Linked DNA regions of Homo sapiens: region 1 is linked to region 2. A link is an interaction called in ENCODE POLR2A ChIA-PET data of the cell type or tissue named here. Cell type or tissue: Panc1. All regions are shown on one strand. Links, peaks and the distances in the headings refer to the core of each region. The heading gives the core; the rest is flanking DNA.

Region 1 (17,725 bases), core at 2,682-10,681, 140 kb after region 2:
AATCCTCCTGCCTTGGCCTCCCTTGGGATTACAGGCGTGAGCCACCACACCTGGCCAGCAGTTCATTTTAAATTGACATCTGCTTTAAAAATTCAGATTATAAAACAAAACAACTATATATGTATATTGTGTGTGTGTGTGTGTGTGTGTATGTGTAAAATGTATAATTATAATACTTTCATGGGTTTCTATTTGGCTAAAGGGATAATCCCTTACAGTTATTCTGAAATAGTAAGATCATGTATTTTAGGTATGTTTTTACTCAAAAATAAAATTTAATAATACCTATATATCAAATTTATGGGATAATAAAAGAGATTTGTGCTCTTTGAAATATGTAAATATGATGTCTCACTGTGCATTACAGTTGCCCTTGTGATGTACAGAGCTCAAAATAAATGAGTTTCTTTTGTTTCTGTGCCATTTAGCTAAAGGCAACAAAAATAATTAAAAATGTTTTTACTCTTTGGGAATTTTATGGTTCTGATTTATTAAAAATAGAGGTGGAGGAATCTTTGAAAAGCTGCTTTGTAAACCCAAATACAAATAACGTGGAATTGATAGAAGAAAAGAAGATAAACTCTGGAAATGTATTTATGAAATATTTATTATTGTGAAAAAAACTTGTGAAATTATTCTTTTTGTTTTGTTTTGTTTTTGAGACAGAGTTTTGCTCTGTCACCCAGGCTGGAGTACAGTGGCCAGATCTTGGCTCACTGCAACCTCCACCTCCCAGGTTCAAGCAATTCCTCTGCTTCAGCCTCCCAAGTAGCTAGAACTACAGGTGCACGCCACCACGCCTGGCTAATTTTTTGTATTTTTAGTAGAGATGGGGTTTCACCATGTTGGCCAGGCTGGTCTCAAACTCCTGACCTCAGGTGATCTGCTTGCCTTAGCTTCCCAAAATGCTGGGATTACAGGTGTGAGCCACCACTCCCAGCCTTTTTAAAATTTTATTTTTTGAGACAGAGTCTTGTTCTGTTGCCCAGGCTGGAGTGCAGTGGTGTGATCTCAGCTCACTGCAACCTCCACTTCCTGGGTTCAAGCAATTCTCCTGCCTCAACCTCCTGAGTAGCTGGTATTACAGGCGCCTGTCACCACGCCCGGCTAATTTTTGTATTTTCAGTGGAGATGAGGTTTCACCATGTTGGCTAGGCTAGTCTGGAACTCCTGACCTCAAGTGATCCGCTTGCCTCAGCCTCCCAAAGTGATGGGATTACAGGTGTGAGCCACTGTGCCCAGCTGAAATTATTTTTAATGTCACACTTTTTCCTTTCCTTTTGCAAGGAAAAAGCACGTTTTATTGACATTTTTAGGGCTTTTTAAAAATATAAGTTGGTTAAAACTTTTATCTAGAATGTTTTCTCTTGCAGCGTCATCAGTTACTAATATAGATAGCACTATTATTGTAAAGTTAGTGGCGTTAGAAAACACATTTGGGAGTTAAAGTGCTTATTTGCAAATAATGCAAACATAATTTGTGTCCTATAAAGGGAAAGGAAGAATTTGTAATCACAAGATGAAGACGTTCAAAGCTCAGCTTCTCTCTTGTTACCAAGTTAGAGAAAATCGATATCTGTTTTTCAGATAATTATTTAGAATTTAGTGATTTTTTTAAAAAAAATCAGGAATATGAGAATTATCACATAATAGTTATTTTATGATTCTAAGGCATTTGTGTGGCAGCTAATAATGCATTTGAAAGCGAGCTTTTGCTTTCACATACCCATTTATGTCTGTCTTGTACCATTTCTGTGTCAGCGTTCCTTAAAAACTCTGTAGGTCACCTTGTCAGTATAGCTGAAGATAAAGGCTTGAGAGTTGCTCTCTTGCCTAAAAGATATGAACTGACAGCTGGAGATCATGGGGTAAAGGTATGTGAGATGAAGGCCTTTGGAAAACAGCTGCTTTTCAGAGTATAAATTTCATGGCCTGTAGCTTGGATTCTGAAACAATCTTTATTTCTTATCATCTTATCTGTTGTTTTCATAAACGATCAGAAGTAGTCTGATAGTTCTACAGTTCATAAACCTTGTGTACTATTACTGTATTTCTCTAGAATTTTTAGTCTGTGGTTTCTCTACTTAGTATTAAGGCAATAGCAAAAGTACCTTATAAAATAGGAATTTGTATTTCATAGATAAGCTAAGGTCTGACATAAGATCTAAAAACGTAACTTGGCACCACCAACCAGATTGCTATTTGGAAAATGTTTCTGAACTAATGCAACATGGTATCTTGCCTAATGGTAATTTTTCTGTTATAATAACTACTTTGTTCTTTTGGCCTTTTTATCAGGTGCTTATGTAAATCAAATCATAAAAAATTGGCTGGGCATGTCGCTCACGCCTATAATGCCAGCACTTTGGGAGGCCAAGGTGTGCAGATCACTTGATGCCAGGAGTTTGAGACCGGTGTGGCCAACATGGCGAACCCTGTCTCTACTAAAAATGCAAAAATTAGCCAGGCATGGTGGCACCTGCCTGTAATCCCAGCTACTTGGGAGGCTGAGACAGGAGAATTGCTTGTGAGACTGTTTCTCAAAAAATACAAAGATTAAAATTGAGTAGAAATGCAGTAAGGGAGTCTAATGAAGCTGTTTAATACTTTGTGAGCCCAGAGTAAAAGAATGACTACTAAGCTGAGGTTTGGGTGGGTCTCCTAGTGTACAAAGTGATTTTTAAAGCAAATATGTTTCTGTACTTTAATTAATACTACTGTTATTTATTGAAAAGTTACTATGTGTCAGGTACTGTGTAGTAAACGTAATTGAATCCCCACAATCATATTGTGTAGATCCCATTTTTATCCCCATTTTACAAAACTGAGCCTCTGAGTGATTAAGTAAAATAACATTCAGAATTCACACAGTAGGTAGGTAGTGGGGCCAGGATTCATTCTAACACCAGAACTCATACTCAGGCTGCACTATAAATGACTGAGTATGACCTGCATACCTTCCATGAGTGGTGCCTCCTGGAATTGCCCATCATGCAGAACTGAAGCCTTATCAGTGCACAGGACTGTCTTACTGCTGTATATTTCCAAGTATGGGAACAAGGAAATTAGTCCAACCTGTTTCTAGTAGGAGGAGACACACATAAATAAATAACAATCAGTTTTGCATGCCTTAATGATAGGGATACCTTTTGAGAAATGCACTATTAGGGGATTTTGTTGTTATTCAACAAAAGCATCATAGGTGTGCTTACACAAACCTAGATGGTATAGCTTACTATGTACCTTGGCCTATTGCTCCTAGTTTGCAAAACTGTACAGCATGTTACAAAACTGAATACTGTAGGCAGTTGTAACACAATGCTAAGTATTTGTGTACCTAAACATAGAAAAGGTACAGTAAAAAGTATAAAAGATGAAAAATGGTACACCTGTATGGGGCACTTACTATGAATGGAGCTTACGGGACTGGAAGTTACTCCAAATAAGTCAGTGAGTGGTGAGCAAATGTGAAGGTCTAGGACATCACTTTACATCACTGTAGACTTTATAAACACTGTACACTTTGGCTACAATAAATTTAAAATATTTTTCTTTCTTCAGTAATAAACCTTAGCTTACTGTAACTTTTTTTTTGAGACAGAGTCTCCCTCTGTCACCCAGGCCGGAGTGCACTGGTGTGATCTTGGCTCACGGTAACCTCTGCCTCCCAGGCTCAAGCGATTCTCCTGCCTCAGCCTCCCAAGTAGCTGGGATCCCAGACGTGTGCCACCATGCCTGGCTAATTTTTGTATTTTTAGTAGAGACGGAGTTGCGCCATGTTGGCCAGGCTGGTCTCAAACTCCTGATCTCAGGTGATTCTCCCTCCTCGGCCTCCCAAAGGGCTGGGATTACTGGTGTGAGCCACCACACCTGGCCACTGTAACTTTTTTATTTTATAAGCTTTTTATTTTTTTTAACTTTTGACTCTTGTAATAACAACACTTAGCTTAAAACACAAGCACATTGTACAGCTGTACAAAAATATTTTCTTTCTTTATATCCTTATTCTATAAGCTTTTTTCTATTTTTAACATTTTTTACTTTTATTTTCTACTTTTTAAACTTTTTTGTTAAAAACAAAGACACAAACACACATTAGCCTAGGCCTGCACAGGGTCCGGATCATCAGTATCACTACTTTCCACCTCCACATCTTTTCCCACTGGAACGTCTTCAGTGGCAGTAACAGACATGGAGCTGTTCTCTCTTATGGTAACAGTGCCTTCTTCTGGAATACCTCCTGAAGGACCTGCCTGAGGCTGTTTTACAGTTAACTTTTAAAATATATATAAGTAAAGGGAGTACACTCCAAAATAATGATAAAAAGTATAGTAAATACAGAAACCAGTAACATGGCTGTCTTAATTTGAAGACCTCTATCGTATATGCGGTTCAGTGTTGACCAAAATGTTATGTGGTGCTTGATTGTAATCATATGCAGGAGTGTAGAGTTGGGAGTACACAGAAGGGAGTTACCAGTTTTTACTCTAGGTCCCTCCAGGTTATACTTCTGATACTGTAAACTGGCATTGCTCTAGTCTCAGTAAGTTTATAGCATGTTCAGTGTTCTATTTTTATTCATCATGGCTACATCTGGTTGAAGTAAGGAGGAAATAGTGTTAATTTAGAGAAAGTAAAAGAGGCCCAGAAAGGCTAAATGCCTTTCTTAGAGACACAGTAAATCATCGGTATCAAAGCAATTATTTTGGGCCCCAAATGACAGTTAATTTCCTGGTAGACTAGGAAATTTCACATTTCCCTGAAATTGATCTAAGTAAGCCAAGAATCTTTTCCTCATTTAACTCATATTCTTTTCAAGCCTTTATATTTTTCTTTCATATATATTTTTTTCTTTTATATGTTTTATATATATATAAAATACTTTAAGTTCTATGGTACATGTGCACAACGTGCAGGTATACATGTGCCATATTGGTTTGCTGCACCCGTTAACTCATCATTTACATTAGGTATTTTTCCTAATGCTATCCCTCCCCCAGCCCCCCACCCCAAGACAGGCCCTGGTGTGTGATGTTCCCCGCCCTGTGTCCAAGTGTTCTCATTGTTCAGTTCCCACCTATGAGTGAGAACATGTGATGTTTGGTTTTCTGTCCTTGTGATACTTTGCTCAGAATGATGGTTTCCAGCTTCATCCATGTCCCTGCAAAGGACATGAACTCATCCTTTTTTATGGCTGCATAGTATTCCATGGTATATATGTGCCACATTTTCTTAATTCAGTCTATCATTGATGGACATTTGGGGTGGTTCCAAGTCTTTGCTATTGTGAATAGTGCTGCAATAAACATACGTGTCCAGTGTGTCTTTATAAGTAGCATGATTTATAATAATCCTTTGGGTATATACCCAGTAATGGGATTGCTGGGTCAAATGGTATTTCTAGTTCCAGATCCTTGAGGAATTGCCACACTGTGTTCCACAATGGTGAACTAGTTTACAGTCCCACCAACAGTGTAAAAGCATTCCTATTTCTCCACATCCTCTCCAGCACAAGCGTTTATATTTTTCAAGTTCACAAATCTTTTCCTGGTACTTGGCAAATAATGTGGTTATTGAAAGTAGATAACTTCTCTGCTATATGGTGGCCATTGTGGGATCTGGGGACTCTACAGTGGTACAAGCTGGCTTCCAGGGAATGAGATAGTGATGTGGTACCTCCCTGTGCAGGTTTCTGCGTGGCTTTTCTGCCTTGGGCTAAAGCTAGCAGCTCAGGGACCAGATGAAGCAGATTTCCTCTTCCTGGATAGACTCAACCCGTGTTAGCTGAAGCAATATTTGCAGGGCAAGAAGTCTCCTGACATGCTGGAGATGCTAGAGGTCCAGGGCTGTAGGCTGAATTGCTCGTGATGGTTCCCAGTGAGGAAGCAATGCAGAGTGTGTGCACCTGCCTTCCTCCTCAGAGCTGCCACTTGGCAATTATGCCAAACATCATGGGGAATGATCACTATTGATTCAGTTTTGTCCTGTGAACTACTTTCATTCATAGATAAGACTGATAGCAAATATCAATGCATCTCTGTATTGTGCAGTATTTAATAGGGCATTCTTTATTTTCCCTAATCCCTAGTAAGGTGGTTCTTAAATTTTTTTTGGATCAAGGACTGCTTTAAGAATTTGAGAAAAGCCGGGCACAGTGGTGTGCGCCTGTATCCCCAGCTACTCTGGAGGCTGAGGCAGGAGGATTGCTTGAGCCCAGGAGTTTGAGGCTGTAGTGTGCTACGATTGTGCCTGTGAATAAGAGTTGGCACTTCAGCCTGGGCAATATAGCAAGACCCCATCTGTTTAAAAAAAAAAAACTGGTGAAAGCACTCTCTCCAGAAAAATGCACACACGAAATTTTGAATGTAATTCAAGGGGTTTATGACCCTCTCCACCAAAAGCTGATCTGTGAGCTGTGGATTTTAGTAAATAACCCTTGTTGTAGACTTTCCATAGTCATTTTGTTTGATAGCCAAAGAAATACTGTCATTTTTTAACCTATGGATATTTCACAGGAAATGTGTTTAATGTTCTTCTACATTGATGAAAAGTCAACACTGTATGCTTTAAATCAGCATGCCTACCTGTTGTGTTCTAGGAAATTTTTGTCAAAGCTTAAATGTTGAATAGCAATTATCTAATATTTACTTTTTCTCCCTTTTTAAAGCTTGGTAAAATGCGGCTGACAATTCCGTGTCGGGCCCTTACATGTTCTCATCTACAATGTTTTGACGCAACTCTTTACATTCAGATGAATGAGAAAAAACCAACCTGGGTTTGTCCTGTCTGTGATAAGAAGGCTCCATATGAACACCTTATTATTGATGGGTATGTTACTTTAAGTGTTTTTGGTACCTTGAAATGACCATATATTATCTGGGTTTGTTACACATCAGATTTGGGATGAAAATTCTAAGTTATATATTTGTAGGATTTTTGTGAGTCTGCAAACCAATATTTTCAAAGTAATTTATTTCAAATTAGTGTTATGAATATTTTATCTTTTTAAATTGATGTTCCCTTGGTTTGAAAATGCGTGTGTTACTGTCAGTGCCTCCTGGCATTTGTCGTTGAAAGCACTGGTGCTTTTAAGCAGGGTGTGCTTATACCTTTTCCTTTTCCTGTCATTAGTCCATCCATCCCTAGATATGCAGACCATATTGGAACAAGAATGTATGGGGAAATTTGGGTTAACTCAGGTTCATCCAAAATTGGGCTTTTCAATAGAAGTTAGCCTATTTCTGGAGATTAGATCCACCTTCAGTCATGGTCTTCTTTTTCTTTTTTGTCTTGCCCACCTATAGCATCACAAAACCAATTATTGCTTTTAACACCTCTTTGTTTTATCTATCCTACCAGACATCTTGGAATGTTCCTCTAAATTTTCTTCTATTCTGCAGCCCCCTTTTCCTCCTGCTTTTTGCCACTAAACAAAAACAAATTGTGAAAAGGAGGACATCTCCTTGATTTTTTTGGGGATGGGGGGTTAGAGACAGAGTCTTGCCATTTTGCCCAGGCTGCTCTCGAATTCCTGGGCTCAAGTGATCCTCCTGCCTTGGCCTCCCAAAGTACTGAGATTACAGGCATGTGAGCCACCACACCCAGCCTCTACTTAATATTTCCTGTACTTTCTAGCAAAACACTTAAGGCAACTTACCTGTAGTATTTAAGAAAACATAGGAGCCTAAAGGTGGTAATATCAGAAATTAAGTATATTTAGCAATACAAGTATAACCTGGAGCTTGAAAGATGTCAGACCAGTCATGGGAAACAAACAAACAAACAACATGTAACTTAAATGTTTTATGTTTAATTTTTCAGAAATGTCGGTGATCACTTACTAGTAAATCAGAATTAAATAGTGATATTTTCCAACTTTATATGTTACATAGCTTTAGGTTCTCCCATTTCTTGTTATAAAAGCCATGTACACACATACTCTTTTAAAGAAAAATTGGAAAACACAGGAAAATAAAAAGCTTTTTTCGGTATATGATTTTCTGATTTTTGTCTTTCCATAATTGTGATTGTACACTGTTAATAATTTTTGTCCTTTGGTTTCATTTAACATTATAACCTAAGAATTTGGCCGTAATTAATTTTATGCTTTCTTTATACATGTTTTTAAATGTCTGTCACGGTATTTTATCAAAGAGATTTAACCTTTGATTACATATTTGTATATGTTTTGCTTTAGTTTATCAAATAAGACATGCTTATTGTGGGCAATTTAGAATATGCAAAAAAGTATAAAGAAGAAAAATAAATACTCATGAAGGTATCACCCAGAGGTAACTACTGTCTATATACTACTCACACAGAATTTTATTTTTGAAATGAAGCTTTCTTTTGTTGACGTTTTCTCACTTTTTGTGAACATTTTCCCATATGATTAAAAATCTTTGAAAATGTCATTTTTCATGGTCACATGATATTTTCTTACATAAATGTGACATAAATTAGGCAGCTATATTCCTAGTTAGTACTAGATTTTAAGAATAAATATAACTTAAGTTGTTCAACCTTTATGTTCATTTAAAATATATTCTAAGGATGAATTGTTTTCTTATAGCTTGTTTATGGAAATCCTAAAGTACTGTACAGACTGTGATGAAATACAATTTAAGGAGGATGGCACTTGGGCACCGATGAGATCAAAAAAGGAAGTACAGGAAGTTTCTGCCTCTTACAATGGAGTCGATGGTGAGTAGTTCTTCACAAGGAAGAGGCAGTCTCCCTACTGCTCTAAGTCTGGTTTTCAATATTAAAATCCATATATTTTTAAAAATCACTGAGCAGTTTGTGGATAGCTTAATAATTCCTATTAACTTATTGATTAAATGTTCAGAAGTAATAGAACTCCTTTTAAATTCACTTTTTTGCCAGCTTTAAAAAATTTACTGATATAAGATTTCAAAGTAATGTAATATAATTAGTCATTTGTAAACTCATACTTTTGAAACTGTACCCTTTTTAAATTTTTAACAGATTTGATACAGAGTAGTAAAGGTTCTTTTTTCATTTATTTATTTTTTCCTGGCTTTTAGTATGTTTTTGCTGTAAAGACACTATGAGTTTTGAAAATGCTATCATCGTATTTAAGTATGTCAGATACTATACAGACAAAAATTAATATACCGTCTGCTCTCAAATTACTTTTCTTCTGAAGTGGACATATGACACATTTTGATTGTTTGCTCTAATTCAGTAATTTATTATTTTGAAAAATAATTTACTATTATTAAATAATAGTTTTAAACTTAGAAGAACAGAGCCACTGTTGGTTTTCTACTCTCTGGCTCCAACAATATTGTGAATCTAAACTGTAACTGATAAACTGTAGTGACACTGAGAAAAGAGAGATGTCATAGCTCTTCCCTTGCCTTGTATTTTAATCATTCCCATATAGGATGCTTGAGCTCCACATTGGAGCATCAGGTAGCGTCTCACCACCAGTCCTCAAATAAAAACAAGAAAGTAGAAGTGATTGACCTAACCATAGACAGTTCATCTGATGAAGAGGAAGAAGAGCCATCTGCCAAGAGGACCTGTCCTTCCCTATCTCCCACATCACCACTAAATAATAAAGGGTAAGTGCTGAGACATTTAAAAAAAAAAGTAATCATGAAAATTAACTTGGCAAATAGGGATTAAAGACTTGCCAAATAAAATGATTCTTGATTGTGAAACTTAACTTAGCAATCAAAGAATAGTTTGAATTTTTCCCAGGTTTGTAATACTCTGGAGGGATTGGGGTAATGCACCAAAAGGGTACTTGGATATAGTATTCTTCATATCAAAAGATCATTCTAGTACCGTGGTTCTCAAACTGTGGTGTACGTACATCAGAATTACCTGAGAGCTTAATAAAATGCATACATTGCGCCCCCATGTCTGAGTCAGGAGTAGAGACTAAGAAAATTTGTCTTTCTAGGCCAGGCGTCATGTCTCATACCTGTAATCCTAGGACTTTGGGAGGCTGAGGCAGGTGGATTGTCCAAGCTCAGGAGTTTGAGACCAGCCTGGGCAACATGGTGAAACCTCATCTCTACTAAAATACAAAAATTAGCCAAGCGTGGTGGCATGCGCCTGTAATCTCAGCTACTCTGGAGGGTGAGGCAGGAGAATCGCTTGAACCCAGGAGGTGGAGGTTGCAGTGAGCCAAGATCGTGCCATTGCACTCCAGCCTGGGCAACAGAGCGAGACTTTGTCTCAAAAAAAAAAAAAAAAAAAGAAAGAAAAAATTTGTATTTCTAGTTAAGTTCCCAGGTGATCCTGCTCCTGCTCACAGGATGTAGAACATTTGTTCAAACTGGAATGTATGCTGTAAAATTCACCCCAAGTTGAGTGTTTCAAGTGGAAAGCAGAGGAAGACCAATGATTTAAATCTGCTTCAGAATGTGAATGAGGCTGGTAGTGAATGACTTCTGTTGCAGCACACAACATTTCCCACTTTGCAGAGTTTTCTCCCATATTTTCCATTAGTCTTATATCAATAACAGTGTACCTAGGTTATACTTCAGTTCATGAAACATTGTTATCTACTTTGTATAAAACACCCTCAGCTAAGCATGGATGATAATAAAATGAGTAAGTACAGTCTTAACCTTAAACAGCTTAGCACTTTCTGGGGGGTGGTAAAACAAGTAGCATACTCCAACTATACTCTCAAAACAGGCTGTTAGTCCTGTAGACACATCAGGGATTCTGAGCAAGATTTCTAATTGTGCTGAAGCACAATTGTAGCACACTAATTGTAAATCTAGAAATAGATGTGTCCCTTTTTAGGTATAAAGCAGGAGAATCACATGGCCTGTTGCAACTGAATAGAAGCTAACCAGAAACTCTTCCAGCAAGCATTAGGGACTAAAGAAAGAATGTAGGAGAGAGAAGGAAGTCCATAGATGGCATTGTTACAACACCAGATCAAGAGCAGGCATTTCTGTGCCTGGAGTCAAATCATTTTCAGGTTTGACATTGTATGATGAGATTAAAGATTTCTATCAGTTTGAGACCAGCCTGGGCAACATGGTAAAACCCTGTCTCTACCAAAAAATTAGCTGGGTATGGCACTGTGTGCCTGTTGTCCCAACTACTCGGAGGGCTGATGGGGGAGGATCACTTGAACCTGGGAGGTGGAGGTTGCAGTGAGCTAAGATCGTGCCACTGCACTCCAACCTGGGTGACAGAATGAGACCCCATCTCAAAAAAAAATAAGATTTCAGTCAAACATTTCACACATCGGTATTTTCATTCTACAGTAGTCCATCTTGGCATACAGACAGAAACAAAGACATTAAAAACAGTATCATCATTCTAAACAAAGTGAATAATTTAAGCACAAATCCTACTGTTATGAACATGACCTCTGATAAAAGCCTATCTTGATGGCTATAACCCAGCAAGCCTGACCTTGTTATTACACCAATGTATTTTATGTCTGAGTAGGAGAAAAGGAAAAGTCACATTACCTAAAGTTAGAACAAGTATCTATAGAATTTCAATTCCAAGATATTTTGTAAATATCAAACCATAGTATGACCAAATACACATTGTCATGTGATTTTTTTAAGTGCCATAATCACAATTTTAAAAGATATTTCATAAACCTCTGGATATATAAATACTTTTGGGCTAAATGCATCATAATATATATATTTGTTCTGTTCTTTAGACTATTAATAGTAATATGTATTTATGTAAACTATGCAATAGTATTACTGACTATATATTTTTTCTTTAAAGAAAACATTTGAGTGTTTAGGAATCTAATATTTCTTCTTTGGATATTTACTTTGCTCTTTCTCCAAAAATATTTGGAGAAAATAAAATAAATAATGTTTATTATGTTTGGAAAATTACATTAAATGCATTAAGTACTTCCTGAATTTCCCAGTGACTAATTGAACCCAGCTATAGTATTTGCAAATGCCAGACATTTCTCTCTCTATTTGCAGATAAAAACAAGAAACTTGAAAGTTTACATCCTTAGAAGGAGAATAACACACCATAGTCAACACTAGTAGCCATTTTATAATAATGACTAGTTGGTAACTGGAAACCTCAGTACAGCATATTGTGTTTGTTATTGTGCAGTATAAAGGTTGAAATGCATTTCAAAACATTATCACAAATTGAAAGAAAAGCATGCAGCCAGGAATTAGAGGCAAACACTAAATGTAAAACATTTTGTTGTCTTTAGCCACTGAGTGCTTAATGTTCATCCAGAAATTGTCTATGCTGTTTGAGATGTTTTCAAAGACTAGCATTTTAAATCCTCTCTTATAATCTCTTAGACATTGTGAGAAGACTCAGCTAATGGTAAATGGTACTTTTTCTAGATATAAGAGGTTTAACAAAGTTTCCATTAGATGAAACATTTTTATGAGGCAGACGAGAGTGTGTTTTATGCTTCATATCCCATTCATTAAAATGTGGTAGATGGTCATAACTGGAACTCTATTCCTAGAAATCCAACCTTGTCATCTCGTGAAATGTTCTTTTTTTTTTTTTTTTTTTTTTTTTTTTGAGACAGAGTTTCACTCTTATCTCCCAGGCTGGAGTGCAGTGGCACCATCTTGGCTCACCACACCCTCCGCCTCCTGGGTTCAAGTGATTCTCCTGCCTCAGCCTCCCGAGTAGCTGGGATTACAGGCATGCACCACCATGCCTGGCTAATTTTTTGTATTTTTTAGTAGAGACAGGGTTTCTCCCTGTTGGTGAGGCTGGTCTCAAACTCCCAACCTCAGGTGATCCATGCGCCTTGGCCTCCCAAAGTGCTGGGATTACAGGTGTGAGCCACCACGCCCGGCCCTCTTTTGAAATATTCTATACCACTGAAATTGCATCCCCATGCCCCAGGTACTTTACATGAAGCATTAAAAGCAAAAGACAGCCTCTTTATTGCTTCCTTTCTCTTTATTTTCTATAACACATACACCTTCAGCCTCTTGTATTGTTGGGGTAACATATAACCCTTATGTTTCCTTCTAAGAGGGCTACTATAATTGTTTTTCTTTTCAAAATTAGCTTTGTTTTTGTTTTTGTTTTGTTTTGAGACAGGCTCTTGCTCTGTCACCCAGGCTTGAGTGCAGTGGTGCAATCACGGCTCATGCAGCCTCGACCCCCCAGGCTCAAGCAATCCTCTCATCTATCTCCCAAGTAGCTGGGACTACAGATACGTGCCACCAGGCCTGGCTAAGCTTTTTAATTTTTCGTAGAGACAGGGTCTCCCTATGTTGCCCAGGCTGGGCAACTTCTGGGCTGAAACTATCCTTCTGCCTCAGCCTCCCGAAGTATGGGGATTACAGGAATGAGCCACCATGCCTGGCCCCAAAGTTAGTTAAATTATTATTTTTTCCTTCTTCTCCTTTTTTCCTTTCCCTTAATTGTTAGTAAATTTTAAAAAAAAAGCTACTTAGCTATTTAAACTTTTCACTGTTTTTTAGAGTCCTAATTCTTGTTTTATGTTTTCTTTTTCCAGTTATACTGTTCTCTCTTTAAAAACTCTCCACTACCTATTCGTTTTGGAGTATTTCTTCTTGTTTCACTACATTAGATTCAGCAGGGCTTTTATGCAAACAATGTGCTGATAACTGTACTGGGCATTGGGTATACTAAACAATACCCAGTTTTTGCCCTCCTAAAGATTACAATCTGAGGGGCCAGCTGGTAACTCCGAACCACTCAGATTGCTTCATTCCCTCTGTCTTATTATATGTATTTTCTTTGCTAGGGCATACGTATGCTTCTTAATAGCCAATACTCTGGTGTTGTTTTAAAAGGGTTTCCGACTTTCATTTGATGTAGGTATCTTTCACTCATATCCCGTTAAAGTGGCTCAACTGTACCTTTCTCTTGCATTTTGAAAGCATAGGTGATGATATTCCAAAGGCAATGTGAGGTTTGTGAATGTTGGATACCATTGCATCTGTCCACTTCTTCCTGTGGCCTCTGTTAAATGCTATTATGTATACAAATTATTTTCTCATAATTGTGTATAATCTAAATTATACATTGCTTTGCTTGGTTTTGTTCTTATTTCCAGCACTAAACCGAGGGTTCATTGTGAGATACAACCCCTTTTTTTGTTAACCTTGAGAGTTTAACTGGCTAATGAAAACTATGCCAATCTTTCCTTCTTCCAGCATTTTAAGTCTTCCACATCAAGCATCTCCAGTATCCCGCACCCCAAGCCTTCCTGCTGTAGACACAAGCTACATTAATACCTCCCTCATCCAAGACTATAGGCATCCTTTCCACATGACACCCATGCCTTACGACTTACAAGGTGAGTCACTGGTTCTTCTACATTGTCACATAGCATTATGAATGCCTTTGATCTATATAATTCTCTTCTAGGTGAATCTAAGGAAGAACTGGAAGACTGAGCCAACAGGGCCTTGGACCCAGGGAACTGAGAGAAATAATATGCCGTTGTTATAAATACTGACCCAGTTCGTTGATTGTACTGTCATCAGTAGCCAGTGTTTTACTCCCAGTGGTAAAACTAGTGCAATAATCTTTAGTTTTTGTGAGCTCCTGAGTACTCTGCAAATTGTTTTTGAATGACTGCTAGTATGTGGGTTTGAATTTTGGTATTTATGAACATTATTTTTTTTTGCCGTGGGGAACGGAGTCTTGCTCTGTTGCCTGGGCTGGAGTGCGGTGGCACGATCTCAGCTCACTACAACCTCCGCCTCCCAGGTTCAAACAATTCTCCTGCCTCAGCTTCCCGACCGAGTAGCTGGGATTATAGGCGCCCACTACCACACCAGGCTAATGTTTTATATTTTTAGTAGAGACAGGGTTTCACTATTTTGGTCAGGCTGGTCCTGACCTCGTGGTCCTCCTGCCTCGGCCTCCCAAAGTGCTAGGATTACAGGCGTGAGCCACCACGCCCAGCCCTGTGAACATTATTTATTGTACCCTGACTTTAGTTGTAATGCAACAGGCATTGTGGGTAACTATGTTGTATTATGTTTTAGATAATGGTGAGTTGAGACATTTGAAAGTTTTAGTTTTTATTCTAATGAATTTGATCCTTCTTAAAAATTTTTTTTTTAATTTTGTGGGTACATACTAGGTGTATACATTTATCTGATCCTTCTTTTTAAAAGCTGTTTGAAATGTCAGTATACTCATTTATATATTTTGAGTTCATAATAATCATTTATATTATCAAAAAGAATTGTTTTTATATCTTTGTAGCATAATAATTTGAATATTAGTCATATAATCTAAGAACTTTTTTTTATTAAAAAAGCCATATATGCTCATTGTAGAAAATTCAACACAGAAACATAAAGTGAAAGTTTCCCTCTACCTATCCCCCAACCCCATTCCCGGGAAGTTACAGCTAGTGTGTGTGTGTGTGTGTGTGTGTGTGTGTGTGTGTCGGAGTTTTGCTCTTATTGCTCAGGCTGCGTGTGTGTGTGTGTGTGTGTGTGTGTCGGAGTTTTGCTCTTATTGCTCAGGCTGGAGTGCAATGGCGCGACAGGCATGTGCCACCACGCCTGGCTAATTTTGTATTTTTAGTAGAGACGGGGTTTCACCATGTTGGTCAGGCTGGTCTCAAACTCCCGACCTCAGGTGATTCGCCTGCCTTCGCTTCCCAAAGTGCTGGGATTACAGGCGTGAGCCACTACGGCCAGCCAGTTACAGCTGCTCTTAACGGTTAGATATCTTTCTATACCTTTTTTTCTACATGTATGAAACGCACTGTCACTATCAAGAACAACAGTGCTATGCATTTTGTAAGCCTTCGTGTTGTAATCGGTTATAATGTAGACAGTGAGTAGATGCCCAGAGTATCTGTGGTGTTGTAATATATTTATCTATAGCTGCGTGTTTTACCTTTCCCCAAGTTTAGATATCATAATGAAGCATTTAATTCATGCTTGTTCACTTGCTCTTCATCGCATTACACACTGGGTGATCTAGAAAAGAATGTTAATTGGAAGGGGCCTCCTTGCAGTGAATCCTCAGCAGCCAGGTAGCAGAACTACTCCTTCTTATGTAATAGTAGCCAGTTTGCAGGCACTCAAACCTCTTCTCCCCTCATGCCACTGCAGTCTGTCAGTTGAATCTGATAGCAAATGAGCAAATTTAAGAAAGAAAAATCAGTACTACAACTTACTTAACCTAACTCTTTCAACTTCAAACTTTCTCACCTGCAAAATGAGGGCAAAACTAATTACATACCTCATGAAGTGCTTGTGAGGAGTAACTTAGAGCAGATTGAAAGTTTCCTTAAGAGGAGTCCAGAGCATTTGTTAAAAGTACTATGCCCGTTTAAGGATCAGTGTTAGATCTGACAGAGTAGTAATGGCCCCAGTCCCCCAAATGGGGTCACGGAGAAGACAAATCATTGCCAAAGCTTAGTTTTCAGCCTTAGTAATCTAAAGAAAGGAGAGACGTAAAACGTTTAGCTCAACTCTTCATGTTTAAATAAAATTCTGAGTGACATAGCATATAAGACTTGTATTTGTTTTTGAAGTATTGGGGCATTTGGAAGAGTTTTTCCTTCTTTTTTTTTTAAACTGAAATAATTTTTTCTTCCACAGGATTAGATTTCTTTCCTTTCTTATCAGGAGACAATCAGGTATGTTATGAAAAATTTACTATTATTTTAATTGTACATTAAAAATACAGTCATGCGCCACATAATGACATTTTGGTCAATGACAGGCCATATATGCATTCCATAAGATTATAATGGAGCTGAAAAATCCCTACATCAATTATAGCCATGGTAACATTGTAGCACAAGGCATTACTCACATGTTTGTGGTGTTGCTGGTGTGAACAAACCTATGCTGTCAGTCATGTAAAAGTATCACACGTATAATTATGTACAATATAACGATAATAAACAACTCTGTTACTGGTTTATGCATTTACTATATTTTTTATTGTTATTTTAGAGTGTACCTCTACTTTTTTTTTTTTTAAGTTTGCTGTAAAACAGTGTGCCATGTTATTCCAGGACAGCCTCATACATCCCAGTTTGCCACATCTCTTGATTGCATCATTTCCTCTTGTGCTTGATGAAAATCTTGTCTTGTTTTGTTCATCATGGCCCCTAAGCATACAAAATCCACAGCTAATGTTGCCAGTAAGAGGCCACATCGAGTGACTGACATGGAAAAAAATTAAGTGATTAAGGACGATGAAAGTGGAAGATCAGTGATAGTTATTGCTCACCAGTCAGGCAGTCCCATTCTACCATAGCTACAGTCTTAAAGAACAAGAACAAAGTGATAGAAGCTGTTAAAGGATCTGCTTTGTTCAAGGCAACAAGACTAACAAAAATTTGAGAAGGGCCTGTATCAGATATGGAGAAACTTGTTAGTGACCTGGATTGAAGACCAGACACAGAAACATATCCCTCTCAGCACCATAATGATCATGGCCAAAGCAAAAAGTTTGTTTGCAATGCTTAAAGAAAAGACTGGACCCAACTACAGTGTTAAATGTACTGCTAGCTCCGGGTGGTTTAAACGATTGAAGAATCATTATTCATTATGTAATATCAAAGTGAGTGGAGAGTCTGCAAATGCAGATGTGAAGGCAACTGAAGAATTTTTGGAAACTCTAGATAAGCTGATTATGAAGGAAGATTACTTGCCAGACAAATTTTCAATACGCATGAAACCTCCCTATTCTGGAAATAAATGGCTGAAAGGACTTTCATCCATAAAGAAGCCAAGTCAATGCTAGATTT
Region 2 (15,307 bases), core at 341-8,340:
GTGCTCTGAGGAGCACCCTGAAGCTGATTCTGGGAATATGGAGAATACTGGAAACTGCAACCAGCTGCTGCTGCCGGGGTGAAAAATTACTGGAGCTACTCTGACAGGAACAGGAAGCCTTTAGGAAGCAAACAGGAGATCCCTCCTCCAACTTCCCTCTCTGCCTCCAGTACCCGCTATGAACAGAGTGTAACAACAGCTGACAAAGCAGAAATGAGGTTTGTGGAGTCTCAGCCCCAGCATCACAAAGCAGAATGCCAAGATTTGGAGCTGAGACTAGTAACAAGTATACAATGTTAACTATGTGTCTGCATCATTATGCTTTTTACTCTATGCTGACACAAATTTACATTTATTCTAGGCTTTCCCTTCTCTTTCCTATTTAGTAAAAATGTGGTCATATACACTTTACTCTGAAACTTATTTGTGTTATTAAACAATATATCATGCATACCTTTCCATGAAAGCATATTAGAGCAGTCTCATTTTAAAAAAATTACCCAGTAATATCCCATCCAGACATCAGAAAATTGATCCATTCATTTCCAGTGACAAAGATCCTTTGCTTGACCAAACTTTTAGTCAGGCTCCTGAACCTCCTCCTAAGCCCATCCATGCACTTTCTTGTACAATCCAGTTTCAGCAAAGAACCCTGCTAAGTCAATTTAGCAAGAACCCCCTACCCTATCCAGTCAACCTCAGTATCTGATCTGGTTTCGTTTCTTATCCTCTGAAGTCTGATCACCCTGGCCTGTCTTCAGATAGAATCATGTTAGGTTGGTTTCTCTAGAATCCTTCTACTCCTAATGCCACTTCTTAGTAATTTTCTCCTCACCTGCTTCCACCTGCTCCTTGGCTATAAATTCTTCTTGTCCATGCTGTATTCAGAGTTGAGCCCCATCTCTCTTCCCCACTGCAAAACCCTGTTGCAGTGGTCCCTATACCTATCATGATAGTCCTGAATAAAGCCTTCTTTAGGCCGGACGTGGTGGCTCATGCCTGTAATCTCAGCACTTTGGGAGGCCAAGGCAGGTGGCTCACTTGAGGTCAGGAGTTCAAGACCAGCCTGGCCAACATAGTGAAATCCCGTCTCTACTAAAAATATAAAAATTATCCGATTATGGTGGCACATGCCTGTAATCCCAGGTACTCCAGAGGCTGAGGCAAGAGAAGTGTTTGAACCCAGGGGGCGGGAGTTACAGTGAACCGAGATCGTGCCACTGCACTCCAGCCTGGGAGACAGAGCAAGACTCTGTCTCAAAATAAAGAAAGAAAGAAAGTTTTCTTTACTATGTTTTAACAAATGTTACAAATAATTTTTTTTTTCTTTAACATCAGACCCAGTGATTGGTTCAGGGCTTGGCATGTGACTTAATTCAGTCTGGGCACCCCCTAGAGCTGAGAGTGTGGTCAAACCTACACAAATCACATGCCTAAGAATGTGAGAAGGGCGTTCCCCTATGGGAAACCTAGGTGCTTTTGGCAGGAGAAGGAAAAACAATGGTAGAGAAGCAAGCAACCAATGTCCACCACAACTTCCTCATATTCTCTGCCCATTGTTTCTACTGGGTTATTAAATATTTGTTGTCAGTTTATTGATGGCCTTTATATATAGTCAGTGTTAACCCTTTGCATGTATATGTGTTACAAATGTTTTGCCCAGCATATAATTTCTTTTAAGTGTGTTTTACTATACAAAAATTAAAATTTGTATGTAATCTGATGTAAGTTTTTTTACTTTATGGTTTGTACATTTTTTCCCTGCCTAATAGTTTACTCTACAAAACAAAAATAATGTCTTACTCTACAAAGATTAAACATATTAGTCACTAGATTGATCAGAATAGGTGAGGGGTGGCAGAACACTCTACTGGCCATAGTCACTGAGGGACCCAGGTTGATGGGGACTCCACTTCAAGATGTGTTTCTATGGTCACCCAGACAGAGGGAAGAGGAGAAAAAGGAAATGATGAGTGAGCACTGGCTCTTAAAGCTTCTGCCCCAAAGTGACACACATAATTTCCTTTCACATTTTATTGACCAAATTCAGCCACATGGTCAGGATTAATTTCAAATGGAATAAGGAAGCACAATTTCACCATGTGCTTAGGAGAGAACAAATACACACATAAGGACTACTGTAATCCACACTTCTAGTCACCAAACATCTTTCCCACACTCAAAATACCTTCACCCACCCCTTCCTAAGGGAGTCAACCCCAAGGTCCCATTCTGGTTGGACCTTTATTCTGAGAACACCTCAGCCTGTTCAGAGATTTTGACCATGAATGTGATGGCAATAGCCTTGATTAGATCCTTGCTGTGAAGCTGAGTCTTTATTGTTTTATCTTTTAGCTAATCTGTATTGAGAAGAAACCTGCCTCCCAACCCTGCCAGTCTCTGAATTTCTGGTCTATCTTTTCCTTTCACTCCTACTTGCAAACTAGCTAGCCCTCCCCTGAACCCCTATTTATTGTCAAATATATTGGCTATCTACACCATTATGTTTTCTAGTTGCTTCTTCTAGAGCTACAAGTTTGCTAGGCACATCAACTACCTTCCAAGTGACTACCCAACAGCTTTACCAAATGTGTCACCATTGTGTAACATGGCTCACCATCCTTGTCAGTACCACCTGACCACTAAGCCAATGCCACTTTTTTAGGTTTTTGTGCTGGCAGCATCCCATATTAGAGATCGGTCAAGATAAGGTAGATTATGCTATAATAACAAACTCCAAAGTCTCAATGACTAAAAAATATGTCAGTTCATTTCTTGCCTATATTACATGTCCAGTGTGCATCAGCAAGGGCATCTGCTTGTTGTAGTCACTCAGGAACCTTGGTGATGAAAGCTGTACTTCAACATATGCTTCCACAGTTATCACAGCAGGAAGAGGACGGACATGGCACAAATCCATAGCTCTGCCTAGAAGTGTCACATCTTCCCCCTGCTAACGCTTTCTTATTTAAAGCAAAACCAATGGGTATGTCTAACTTCAAAAGTGGGGAAAGTGTCATCTTATCATATTCACAGAAAAGAGAACCTGGGTATTTGAGAACAAACTCAGTGACTATCACAGGCATTTTTGTTTTGAGGATATATTGCAGTGAAATAGAATGAAGGTAACAACAACAGTAACAACCTTGGATTATCCATATCCCAGGATCTATTTTTAACTCCAAGCAGGCTTCTGCTACCCTGATTTTATGGCCCTGAGGGTAGACCACCATATTTTGACCCCATTAATTGAAATTTAATGTTGCTTTAAAACTGAACAAAAAAATCTAATCCTTGAGATTGCATTCCTTCCACTAAGCCACACTCACAATAAGATATAATTGGAATATTTCCTTATTCTCTCCTCCTTCGTTACCTAATGTTTCTTATTTCTTTTCTTTCTTTCTTCTTTCCTTTCTTTTCTTTCTTTCCTTCTTTCTCTCTTTTCTTTCCTCTTTTCTCTCTCTTTCTTTCTCTTTCTTTTTCTCCCCTTCCTTCCTTCCTCTCTCTCTTCCTCCCTTTCTCCCTTTCCTTCCTCCCTCCCTCTCTCTTTCTCCCTTTCTGTCTCTCTCTTTCTCTCTTTCTTTCTCTCTCTCTTTCTCTCTCTCTCTCCTTTCTTTCTTTCTTTCTTTCTTTCCTTCTTTCTTTCTTTCTTTCTTTCTTTCTTTCCTTCTTTCTTTCTTTCTTTTTTTTGAGACAGGGTCTCTGTCACTCAAGCTGGAGGGCAATGGCACCATCTCAGCTCACTGTAGCCTTGCCTTCCCAGGCTCAAGCAGATCCTCCTACCTCAGCCTCCCAAGGAGCTGGGACTACAAGTGTCAGACACTGTGTTCAGCTATCATGTTTTAATTTTTTTGTAGAGACTGGATCTCCCTATGTTGCCCAGGCTGGCTGGGCTGAACCGATCCTCCCTCCTCTGTCTCCCAAAGTGCTGGGATTACAGGCATGAGCCACCATGCTCATGCCTGTAATCCCAGGCATATTTCATTCTACTATTCTACTGAAGACTGAAAACTACAGTTAATAATGTGGAGTTTTTTAATTTTTAAAAGTTACTCATTTGTGGGATTTTTTTTTTTTGAGACAGGGTCTCATTTTATTGCCCAGACTAGAGTGCAGCAGCATGATTATGGCTCACGGCAGCCTCAGCCTCCTGGGCTCAAGTGATCCTCCCACCTCAGTTTCCCAAGTAGCTAGGACTACAGCTGTGCACCATTACACTTGGATTTTTTTTTTTTTTGACACAGAGTCTCACTATGTTGCCCAGGCTTGCTTTGAACTCCTGACCTCAAGTGATCCTCCTGTCTCAGCCTCCGAAAGCATTGGGATTATTATCCAGGCATTAGCCATTGTGCCTGGATATGAATATTCTTAAAGTTATAATACCAAGAATGTTAGTGAGAAAGAAAATTGAACTGCTTTTTAATGACTAAAAAGTTAAGCTTTCATTCTGAAAATAGATCCTATCTTCAATCTAGCCTCACTAAATGGTGGTTTCTTAATCATTGGTTTAAAATGCCCTGACTAGGCAATCTGCCTAGTTAAACATTAAAGTGAAGATAGTGAGAGGCTTCAAGATGGCTGACTAGAGGCATCTTGTACTCGCCTCCTCCCCTAAGAAGAACCAAAATAGTGAGTAGATAATTACACTTCGAATAGATCATCCAAGAGAGAACACTGAAATTTTACAGAAACGTGACACGCAACGCTTAAACAAGGAAGGAAAGAGAAGCAAGACAGAGCGCAAGGAAAGGTGGCTTAGAGACCCCCAGCAGACCAAATTTCCACTGTGTACTTCTGCAATCCTAGCCTCGGGAGAGCCCCAGAGCCTTGAGGGCCCAGAAACTAACACAGGGAAGTGCCTGGAGAAGACGTGATGGTATTGATCCAGGGAGGGAGATTGCGCTGGGTCACACACTCCTCCTGAGTCCTAGGCAGCTACAGGAAGGTGCCATTTTGAGATCCCAGCCACAACAGACTGTGCACTGTCCTGGGGCCCCGTGGTACCAGGTCCGAGGCACAAGCAAGGAGCAGGCTGTTGCTGCCGGGGCTGAGGCACAAGTGAGGTATGGGCTGCTGCCACCGGGGCTGAGGAACAAGCAAGGCATGCATTCTCCATTTGCCAGCCTAGGTTGCCACCACTAAAAGCAACCATGCCCTCCCCAGTGGCAGGGCCAACGTGTGGCCACTGCCACTCCTAACCCAAGCATTCCACCAGAGGCCTGGAAGTTGCCCCATCTCTGCCTATCATGACAGACACCTGCACACACCACTGGGGAACCCTGAGGACAAACTCACATGGCACCAGCTTCACCTCACCCTTGCCAGAGCATGCAGTTCAGGGCACTGAAGATTACCCAGTCCACTACCATTGACACCTGACCACTCCTCCCAGGGGCCTACCCACCCTGCCACTACCACAACAGCTTGCAATTACCTGTGCATGTCACCTGCAGGCCTGGGGACTAGCTCACACAGCCCATCACAGCTACCACCAACACCAGTGTACACTGTTTATTTTTGAATAAAATACAAAATACATTTGAAAGCTTCAACAATAGGGTAGATCAAGGAGAAGAAAGAATCTCAGAACTTGAAGAATGGTCTTTTGAAATAAACCAGTTAGACAAAAATAAAAAAGAATGAGCAAACCCTAACTTGACACATAAAACACCATAAAGCAACCAAATATTCAAACTTTTGGAGTCCTAGAAGGCAAAGAGAAAAGAGTTAGAAAACCTATTTAATGAAATAACAGATAAAAATTTCCCAAGTCTGGCGAGAGATTTAGACATCCAGATACAAGAGGCTTAGAGATCCCCAAATAGATATAATGCAAAGTTCTTCTCCATGACATATTATAGTCAAACTGTCAAAAACAGAGAGAGAATTCTAAAAACAGCAAGAGAAAAACATCTGGTTCCCTATAAAGGGACCCATATCAGACTAATAGTGGACTTCTCAGCAGAAACTTTACAGGCCAGGAGAGTATAGTATATGCAAAGTGCTGAAAGAAAAAACTGCCAATTAAGGATGCTATACCCAGCAAGATTATCCTTTATAAATGAAGGAGAAATAAAGTCTTTCCCAGACAAGCAAAAACTGAGGAAATTCATCACCACCCAGAATCAAAGCCAACACATCCTATGCAACCAAACCATAGACACATATTCAGGATAAAGTCCTCCTCTCCCCTCTGCTCCCTACAAGAAATGCTTAAGGGAGTCCTACAGATGGAAGTGAAATAACAAAGAAATCAGTAAAACAATTCAAGATATGAATAAGGAATTTGCCAGAGAAAGAATGTTATTTACCATTATGAAACATGTAAGAATGTAAGAACAACTGGTAGAGCAAATGCACAAACAAGGAAGAGAAAAGACTCAAATGTTATCACTACAGAAGCCACCAAACCACAGTGTTAAACAATAATAAAGAAAAAAAATGACTAAAGGACTTACAAAACACCCAGGAATAATTTACTAAAATGATAAGAAAAAGCCATCACATATCAATAATAACTTTGCACGTAAATGAATTAAACTTTCCACTTAAAAGATGTAGACTGGCTGAATGGATTTTTTAAAAGACCCAATTATTTACTGCCTATAAGAAACAGATATCATGTGGAAAAACACATATAGACTGAAAGTAAAAAGATGGAAAAAGATATTCCAAGCAAACAAATCAAAAGTGAGCAGGAGTAGCTACACTTAGATAACATGAACTTGAAGTAAAAAACAATAAAAAGAGACAAGATATATTAGTCAGCATTCTCTAGAGGGACAGAACTAATAGGATATATAAAGGGGAGTTCCTTAAGTATTAACTCACAAGGGCCATCAATAGGACCCACAATAGGCCATCTGCAAGCTGAGGAGCAAGGAGAGACAGCATGAGTCCCAAAACTGAAGGACTTGGAGTCTGATGTTCAAGGGCAGGAAGCATCCAGCATGGGAGAAAGACGTAGGCTGGGAGGCTAGGCCAGTCTATTTACATTTTTTTTTCTGCCTGCCTTGTATTCTAGCTGTGCTGGCAGCTGATTAGATGGTGCCCAGATTAAGGGTGGGTCTGACTCAGTCCCACCCAGTCCACTGACTCAAATGTTAATCTCCTTTGGCGACACCCTCACAGACACATCCAGGATAAATACTTTCCATCCTTCAATTCAATCAAGTTTATACTCAGTATTAACCATCACAGAAGGTCATTGTATAATGATAAAGGGATCAATTTAGCAAGAGGATATAACAGTTCTAAATACATATGCACCCAACACTGGAGCACCCAGATATATAAAGCAAATTTTATTAGATTTAAAGGGAGAGACAGATTCCAATAAAATAATAGTTGGGGGCTTCAACAGCCCACTCTCAGCATTAAACAGATCATCTAGACAGAAAATTCACACAGAAACACTGGATATAAACTCCGCATTAGACCAAATGGGTCTGACAGACATTTATAGAACATTTCATCCAACAGCTACAGAACATACATTATTCTCATTGGCACACACAACATTCTCCAGGATAGACCATATATTGGGACACAAAATGTGTCTCAACAAGCTTTTGAAAATTGATATGTCACAATTTTATCAAACCACCAAAAACCAAGTCAATAACAAGAGGAACTGTGGAAACTGTACAAATACATGAAAATTAAACAACATGCTCCTGAATGACCTTGGGTCAAGGAAGAAATTAAGGAAGAAATGAAAAAAATTCTTGAAACAAATGAAAATCAAAACATAACATTCCAAAATCTACGGGATACAACAAAAGCAGTGCTGAGAAGGAAGTTTATAGAAATAAGTGCCTACATCAAAAAAGTAGAAAGATTTAAAGTAAATAATCTAATAATGCACTTCAAGGAACTTAAAAAGCAAGATCAAACCAAAACCAAAATTAGTAGAAGGAAAGAAATAATAAACATCAAGGCAGAACTAAATGAAATTGACACTAAAAAAACAATACAAAGGATTAGCCAGGTGCAGTGGCTCACACCTGTAATCCCAGCACTTTGGGAGGTCAAGGCAAGCAGATCACAAGGTCAGAAGATTGAGACCATCCTGGCTAACATGGTGAAAACCCGTCTCTACTAAAAATACAAAATATTAGCTGGGCGTGGTGGCATGCATCTGTAATCCCAGCTACTCAGGAGGCTGAGGCAGGAGAATCACTTGAACCTGGGAAGGGGAGGTTGCAGTGAGCTGAGACTACGCCACTACCCTCCAGCCTGGGCGACAGAGTGAGACTCCATCTCAAAATAAATAAATAAATAAATAATAAACAATACAGAGGATCAACAAAATGAAGAGTTGGCTTTTTGAAAAGAACCAAAATTGATAAACCACTTGCTAGACTAAGCAAAAAAAAAAGATCCAAATAAAATCAGAAACGAAAAAGGAGACATTATAACAGATACTCAGAAATACACAAGATCATCAGATACTATCATGAGCAACTATATACAGTAAACTGGAAAATCTAGAGAAAATGGAAAGATTCAATATATATAACCTACCAAGATTGAACCAGGAAGAGAGAAAACCTAAACAGTCCAGTAACAAGTAATGAGATCAAAGAAGTAATAAAAGTCTCCCAACAAAGAAAAGTCCAGGACTAGATGGCTTCACTACTGAATTCTACCAAACTTTCAAAGAAGAGCTAACACCAATTGCCAACAAACTTTTCCAAAAAATTGAAGAGGAGGAGATTCTCCCTAACTCATTCTATGAGGCCAGCATTACCCAGATGCCAAAACCAGACAAGGATGCAACAAAAAAGAAAACTACAGACCAATATACCTGATGAACATAGACACAAAAATCCTCAAAAATACTAGCAAATCAAATCCAACAGCATACCACAAAGATAATACACCATGATCAAGTGGGATTCATCCCAGGGATGCAAGGATGGTTTGACATACGCAAATCAGTAAACAGCATCCATCACATTAACAGAATGAAGGACCAAAACCATATGATCTCTCAACTCATGCAGAAAAAGTGTTTAATAAAACTCAACATCCCTTCCTGATAAAAACTCTCAACAAACTAGGCAGAGAAGGCATACCTCACCATAATAAAGGACATGTATGACAAACCCACAGCTAACACCATACTGAATGGGGAAAAGCTGAAAGCCTTTCCTCTAAGAACTGGAACAAGACAAAGATGCCCACTTTCATGACTCTTATTCAATATAATACTGGAAATCCTAGCCAGAGTGATTAGGCAAGAGAAAGAAATATATGGCATCCAAATTGGAAAAGAGGAACTCAAACTGTCCCTCTTTGCTGATGATATGATCTGTGATCTTATATCTAGAAAAACCTAAAGACTCCACCAAAAAACTCTTTGTTGAGAAAATAATTCAGTAAAGTTACAGGATACAAAATTAACATACAAAAATCAGTAGTGTTATTAATAATAAACTAGCCAAGAGAGAAATAAGAAAGGTAATTCCATTTACAATAGTGACAAAAAAATATACCTAGGAGTAATTTAACCAAGGAGGTGAAAGATCTCTGCAAGGAAAACTACAAAGTACTGATAAAAGAAATTGAAGAGTACACAACCAAATGGAAAGACATCGCATCTCATGACTGGAAGAATTAGTATCATTAAAATGACCATACTCTTTAAAGCAATCTACAAATGCAGTGCAATCTCTATTAAAATATCAACATCATTTTTTCACAGAATTAGACAAAGCAATTTTAAAATTTGTGTAGAACCAGGAAAAAAAAAAAACACCTGAATAGCCAAAGCAATCATGAGCAAAAAGAACAAAGCTAGACGCAGATATAGTAAACAAAACAGGATGGTATTTGTATAAAAACAAACACATAGACCAATGCAACAGAATAGAGAATCCAGAAATAAATTTGCATGTTTACAGACAACTGATTTTCAACAAAGGCACCAAGGTCATACATTGGGGAAAGGTCAGTCTCTCCAACAAATTGTACTAGTAAAATTGGAAATTCATATGCAGAAGAATGAAACTGGACCCCTATCTCTCACCATATAGAAAAATCAACTTAAAATAGATTAAAGACTTAAAGGTAAGATCTGAAACTATTAAAATACTAGAAAAAATATAGAGAAAACACTTCAGGACACTGGTCTAGGCAAAGATTTCATGGCTAAGACCTTGAAAGCACAGGCAACAAAAAGAAAAATAGACAAATGGGACTTTATTAGACTAAAAAACTTTGACACAGCAAAGAAAACTATCAACAGAGTGAAGAAACAGCCTGTTATAAGGGAAAAAATATTTGCAAACTATTCATTTTTCTAGAGACTAATATCCAGAATATACAAGGAACTCAAATAACAATCAATCCCATTAAAAAGTGGGCAAAGGCTGGGTGTGGTGGCTCATACCTGTAATCCCAGCACTTTGGGAGGCCGAGGCAGGTGGATCACAAGGCCAGGAGATTGAGACCATCCTGGCTAACACAGTGAAACCCCATCTGTACTGAAAATACAAAAAATTAGCTGGGCATGATGGCATGCACCTGTAGTCATGGCTACTCAGGAGGCTGAGGCAGAAGAATCACTTGAACCCAGGAGGCAGAGGTTGCAATAAGCTGAGATTGCACCACTGTACTCCAGCCTGGGCGACAGAGCAAGACTATGTCTCAAAAAAATAAAAAATAAGAAGTGGGCAAAGGACATGAAGAGCCACTTCTCAAAAGAAGACATACAAAATGCCCTCTGTCTCAAAAAAAAAAAAAAAAGTTACTTAAAGTCTGTGTCTAGTAAGTCTAACGTCTGTGCTGCCTCAGCGATGGTTTCTGTCAATTTATTTTTCCCACTGCTTTCCTATTTCTTTGTATGCTTTGTGGGTTTTTGTTGTTGTTGAAAACTGGACATTTGACTATTATAATGTGTTATCTCTGGAAAACAAATATTTACATTCCCTAGAGTTTGCTGTTCTTGATTGTTGATGGCTTAACTTTTGTACAGCCAGGGTTTTTACCGAAATTTCCCTGAACATGGGGAACTTAAAAAACAAACAAAAAACTTTTTCCAATCTTTGCATCTGAGTTTTTGCAGGAGCACCCCTTTAACACTTAATAAGGCCATTTGAAATTCTTCCTCAGCAGTCATTTCCTGGTTGCACTGAGTCTATATATCAACCAGTGGTGGAATCTTAGGCTGTTCTCAGTTCTCTGAACATGCATCCTGTCCCAGACATGTGTGTTGCTTTCTAAGTTGCCCTATATACAGAGCACTTTTGAATTTGAATGCCCTAATTTCCCAACAATTCTCTCTCCCTGGCTTTTACTCCCAGGCTTTAGGAAAGTTATTCTATGTACCAACTGTACTCTTCGGCCCCAGGCAGTTGCAGTTTGTTTGTTTGCCTTACAATGTTTAAACAACGCCTGCTGCTTTTCTACAGTGGGTTACAGTGTGAAAACAGAAATGAGCACTTTGTTTCAGTTTTTCAGGTAACACCCAGGCAGGTTAGAATAGACATACCTAATAATTGTGTATAAAGTTGGCTCTGCTCTCTATAAACAAGGACCGGAGTCCCACCCTGGGAAGGTGGGCTGCTGTCGCTAAGACTGCTATTGAGTCAGGGAAGGGTTCATAAAGTTTTCTTTCCATTTTCAAGTTGCCTTAGAAAAAAAATTGGCTGGGCGTGTTGGCTTACCCTATAATCAGAGCACTTTGGGAGGCTAAGGCAGGAGGATTACTTGAGCCCAGGAATTCAAGACCAGCCTGGGCAATGTGATGAAACCTTGTCTCTAAAAACATAAAAAATTTAAAAGGTAATAAATAATTTTTTAAAATGAGCATTTGCTTGGTTGCTGTAAATCTTTAACTATTTCCCAAAGTTCTGATAAAGTTGCTCTGACAATTTCTGGTTATTTGTTCAATATTTCTGTGGCGGTGTGAAAGTTTGTAGCTGCCTATTTCTCCATTTTGCTGATGTCCCTCTCTCCACAAATTCGGACATATTGCATCTTCATTATGCACACACACACACACACACACACACACACACACACCCCTAAAAAAGTAATAATAATGTAATTATAGAGATGGAGAACAGGCTAGTAGTTCTCTGGGAATTACGGATGGGTAGAGAGGATGGGTGTTATCGATGTCAATGTTTCAATATATGCAATATATGTATGTACATATATACATACACACATATATGTATACACACATAAACACATACACATATGTATACTTTTCATATATGTACACATACAGATGTTCCTCAGCTTAAGATGGGATTACGTTCAGACAAACCCATCATAAACTGAAACTATCTCAAATTGAAAATGTATTTAATCCACCTAATCTACCAAACATCATAGCCTACCCTAGCCTACCTTAAATGTGCTCAGAACACTTATATTAGCTTACAATTGGGCAAAGTTGCCTAACACAAGCCTATTTTATCATAAAGTGTTTAATATCTTATGTGTTAATTTATTGGATAGTTTTTGAAAGTGAAAACAGAATGGTTGTATAGGTACTTGAAGTATGGTTTCTACTGAATGTGTATTGCTTTTTTTTTTTTGAGATGGAGTCTTGCTCTGTCGCCTGGGCTGGAGTGCAGTGGTGTGATTTCAGCTCAGTGCAACCTCCACCTCCTGGGTTCAAGTAATTCTCCTGCCTCAGCCTCCCCAGTAGCTGGGATTACAGGCACATGCCACTGCGCCAAGCTGAATTTTGTATAAAAATACTACTAAAAAGTAGAGACGGGGTTTCACCATGTTGCCCAGGCTGGTCTTGAATTCCTTATCTCAGATGATCCACCCACCTCGGCCTCCCAAAGTGCTGGGATTACAGGCATGAGCCACTGCGCCTGGCCAAATGTGTATTGCTTTTGCACGGTGGTAAAGTTTTAAAATTGTAGATCAAACCATTGTAAGCTGGGGACAGTCTATATACACCTACTTTTTATTTTGAAATAATTGTAGAGTCACCTGCAAGAGAAATGTACAGGGAAGTCACATGTACCCTTCTCTCAGTCTCCTGCAATGTTAACATCCTATGCAACTATAATACAATATCACAACCAAAAAATTGGCATCAATATCACCCATCCTTTCTACCCTTCCCTAATCCCCAGAGAATGACTAGCCTGTTCTCTATCTCAATAATTATGTTATTATTATTATTATTTTTAGACACAGGGGTCTTGCTATGTCGCCCAGGTTGGTCTTGAACTCCTAGGCTCAAACGATCCACCTGACTCAGCCTCCCAAAGTGCAGGGAGTATGGGTGCAAGCCACCAAGCCCAGCCTATGTCTATAATTATGTTATTACATGATTGTTACATAAAGGCAATAATGTACTATGTATTCTTTTGAAATTATTTTTTTTAACCCAGCATAATTTCCTAGAGATTTATCCAAGGTGTTGTATTGTTTTTTCATTGCTGATTAGTAGTCCATGGTATGTATGTATCGCAGTTTTAGCCATTTATTCATCAAAGGAGATTTGGGTAGTTTCCAGTTTTGGACTCATAAATACAGCTGCTATGAACATTCTTCTACAAACTTCTGTGTGAAAATGTCATTTCTCTGTCTAAGGGTGCAAATGCTGAGTTGTACAATAAGTACATCTTGTTTTCAAAGGAAGTACCAAACTATTTTCCATAGTGGCTGTACCTTTCCTACCAACATGCATGTTGGTATTCATATCTAAGTGTGTGATCCATATCTAAGAAGACTATGTCTAACTCAATAACATAGGGATTTTCATCTAATAATTTTTTAATTTTAATTTTTAAATTCAGGTCTATGATTCATTTTGAGTTTTTTCATTTTTTTTTTTGTATTGGCTGAAGGCCACAATAATCTTAGGGTCCCATGAAAATGCTTTAAATCTTTTCAAATAATAAGAACAAATTAAGTGCAATTGATGGCAGCAGCGGGCTGTCCACGGCGGTCGCTGTCATCAGGTCAGCTGCTGTGGGGAGGGTGCCAGGAGGAGGCAGAGCTGGGCTGGAGTAATGCTGTGCTCCACAGAGCCAGCAGGAGCCAGGGTAAGCGAGAGCCCCCCCGCCAAGCCTGCCACGTTGGGTGCCACTGCAATGGGGCTGAGCTGAGCCACCTGCCAGCAGGGAGCAGCATGGTTGGGCACAGAGGGGTGGGCAGAGAGGGGCCCAGTAAGGACCTGGAGCTGCAAGGAGGCATGGCCAGGGCTGCCTGCATGCTGCTCCACAGAGTAGGCAGGCGGGAGTCCTACCCTCCCAGGCACAGGACCTGGGCATCTCTGCAGTCTGCACCCTTGGGGTCCTGGGAAAGTCCCCCTCCCCCCTCAGGCTTGGGGGGTGTCTGCTCCTGCTGCCTGGCCTCTCCCTGCCCCTGGTGCCTGCTCCAATCTCAGAGCAGGGTTGGGGCTGAGCCCAGGCACTGTTACAGTCTGGCCAGGTGTGTGCACACTTGGAGCAGAGCTGACACACCAGCCCCCTGCTGTCTTGGTCCTTTCCGGAATTTGGGCCCCAAGGAGCTCTGGGGGGAAGCCGAGGGGCGCCTGAGGGCAACCCAGCACTGGCCTACAGGTGCCCTTTTGCACAAGCAGCCTGGGCACCATGGATGGTGGCAGGAGGCAGATCGGCTCCTGGGTGGAAGAGGACAGGTTACTGGTGAAGCCCCACCTTCAGGCCAGGCTGCTAGTACTGCTGACTGGAGTGGGAACTTGTGGTGCCTTTTCCAGGCCCTCCCATGGCCGCCCACAGACCAATTGGCAGCACTTCCTCCCATCTGAGGCCCATAAAAGCCCTGGGCTCAGCCAGAGCACTGCAGATGATGAGACGTCCAGCTGCAGAGAGGAGCTACCCTCTCTGCTGATAGCTGAACACTTGTCAGGATGGCTAGCTGCAGAAGGAGCTACCCTCTTTGCTTCTAGAACTCAACACTTGTTGGGATGACTTGCCTAGCAGAGAGGAGCCATCCCCATCTCGCCACCTTGCAGGCGAAGAGGAGGAAAGAAGAGCTGTGGCCCTTCGGGGAGCTCAGACCTGGGAGCTCTTCAAGCCAGGGCTGTCACTCCCTCCTTGGAGCCCTTCGGTTCCTGGTGTCTCCAAGCTTCCAGGCACCACCATGTTCCCTGGTGCCAGGAATGGAAGCTGCTTGCATGTGCCTGGTCCAGCTGCAGCCTTGCAGAGAGCCAGCGTGCAAGCTGGCACCTAGAATTGCTCACCCTGCTGAGGCAGCCGGCATGTCTGACTGCACAGTTGGACTCCATGCTCACTCACACACCCCTCACCCCTCACCCCTCACCACTTCATGCAGTCTCCCTCGGCAGGGGAGGGATCCT

What was found. Peaks named below come from ENCODE experiments on the same cell type or tissue, not always from the same donor. Only the 100,000 strongest peaks of a DNase experiment are listed, where the experiment ranks them.
Region 1: POLR2A ChIA-PET joins it to region 2 with 13 read pairs; 2 of 35 experiments call an interaction of 5 or more read pairs at or near these places.

Annotation. Positions count from the first base shown.
Region 1 is chr15:68,167,065-68,184,789 of GRCh38, forward strand. It overlaps PIAS1 (protein inhibitor of activated STAT 1), which reads left to right. Exons shown (of 14, transcript NM_016166.3): 9 at 6,668-6,828; 10 at 8,573-8,703; 11 at 9,410-9,590; 12 at 14,148-14,290; 13 at 16,566-16,603. It overlaps LOC105370871 (a long non-coding RNA gene), which reads right to left. Exons shown (of 2, transcript XR_932396.3): 1 at 16,204-17,725; 2 at 15,234-16,087. Among named protein-coding and RNA genes, the nearest start is that of CALML4, 29 kb to the right of the region's middle. In Panc1, for the core only: a CTCF peak has its summit at 4,387; no DNase peak of the experiment used is centred there.
Region 2 is chr15:68,031,404-68,046,710 of GRCh38, forward strand. No RefSeq gene overlaps it. Among named protein-coding and RNA genes, the nearest start is that of PIAS1, 15 kb to the right of the region's middle. RefSeq lists enhancers at 13,569-14,089, 14,090-14,609. In Panc1, for the core only: no CTCF peak of the experiment used is centred there; no DNase peak of the experiment used is centred there; H3K27ac peaks cover 2,591 bases.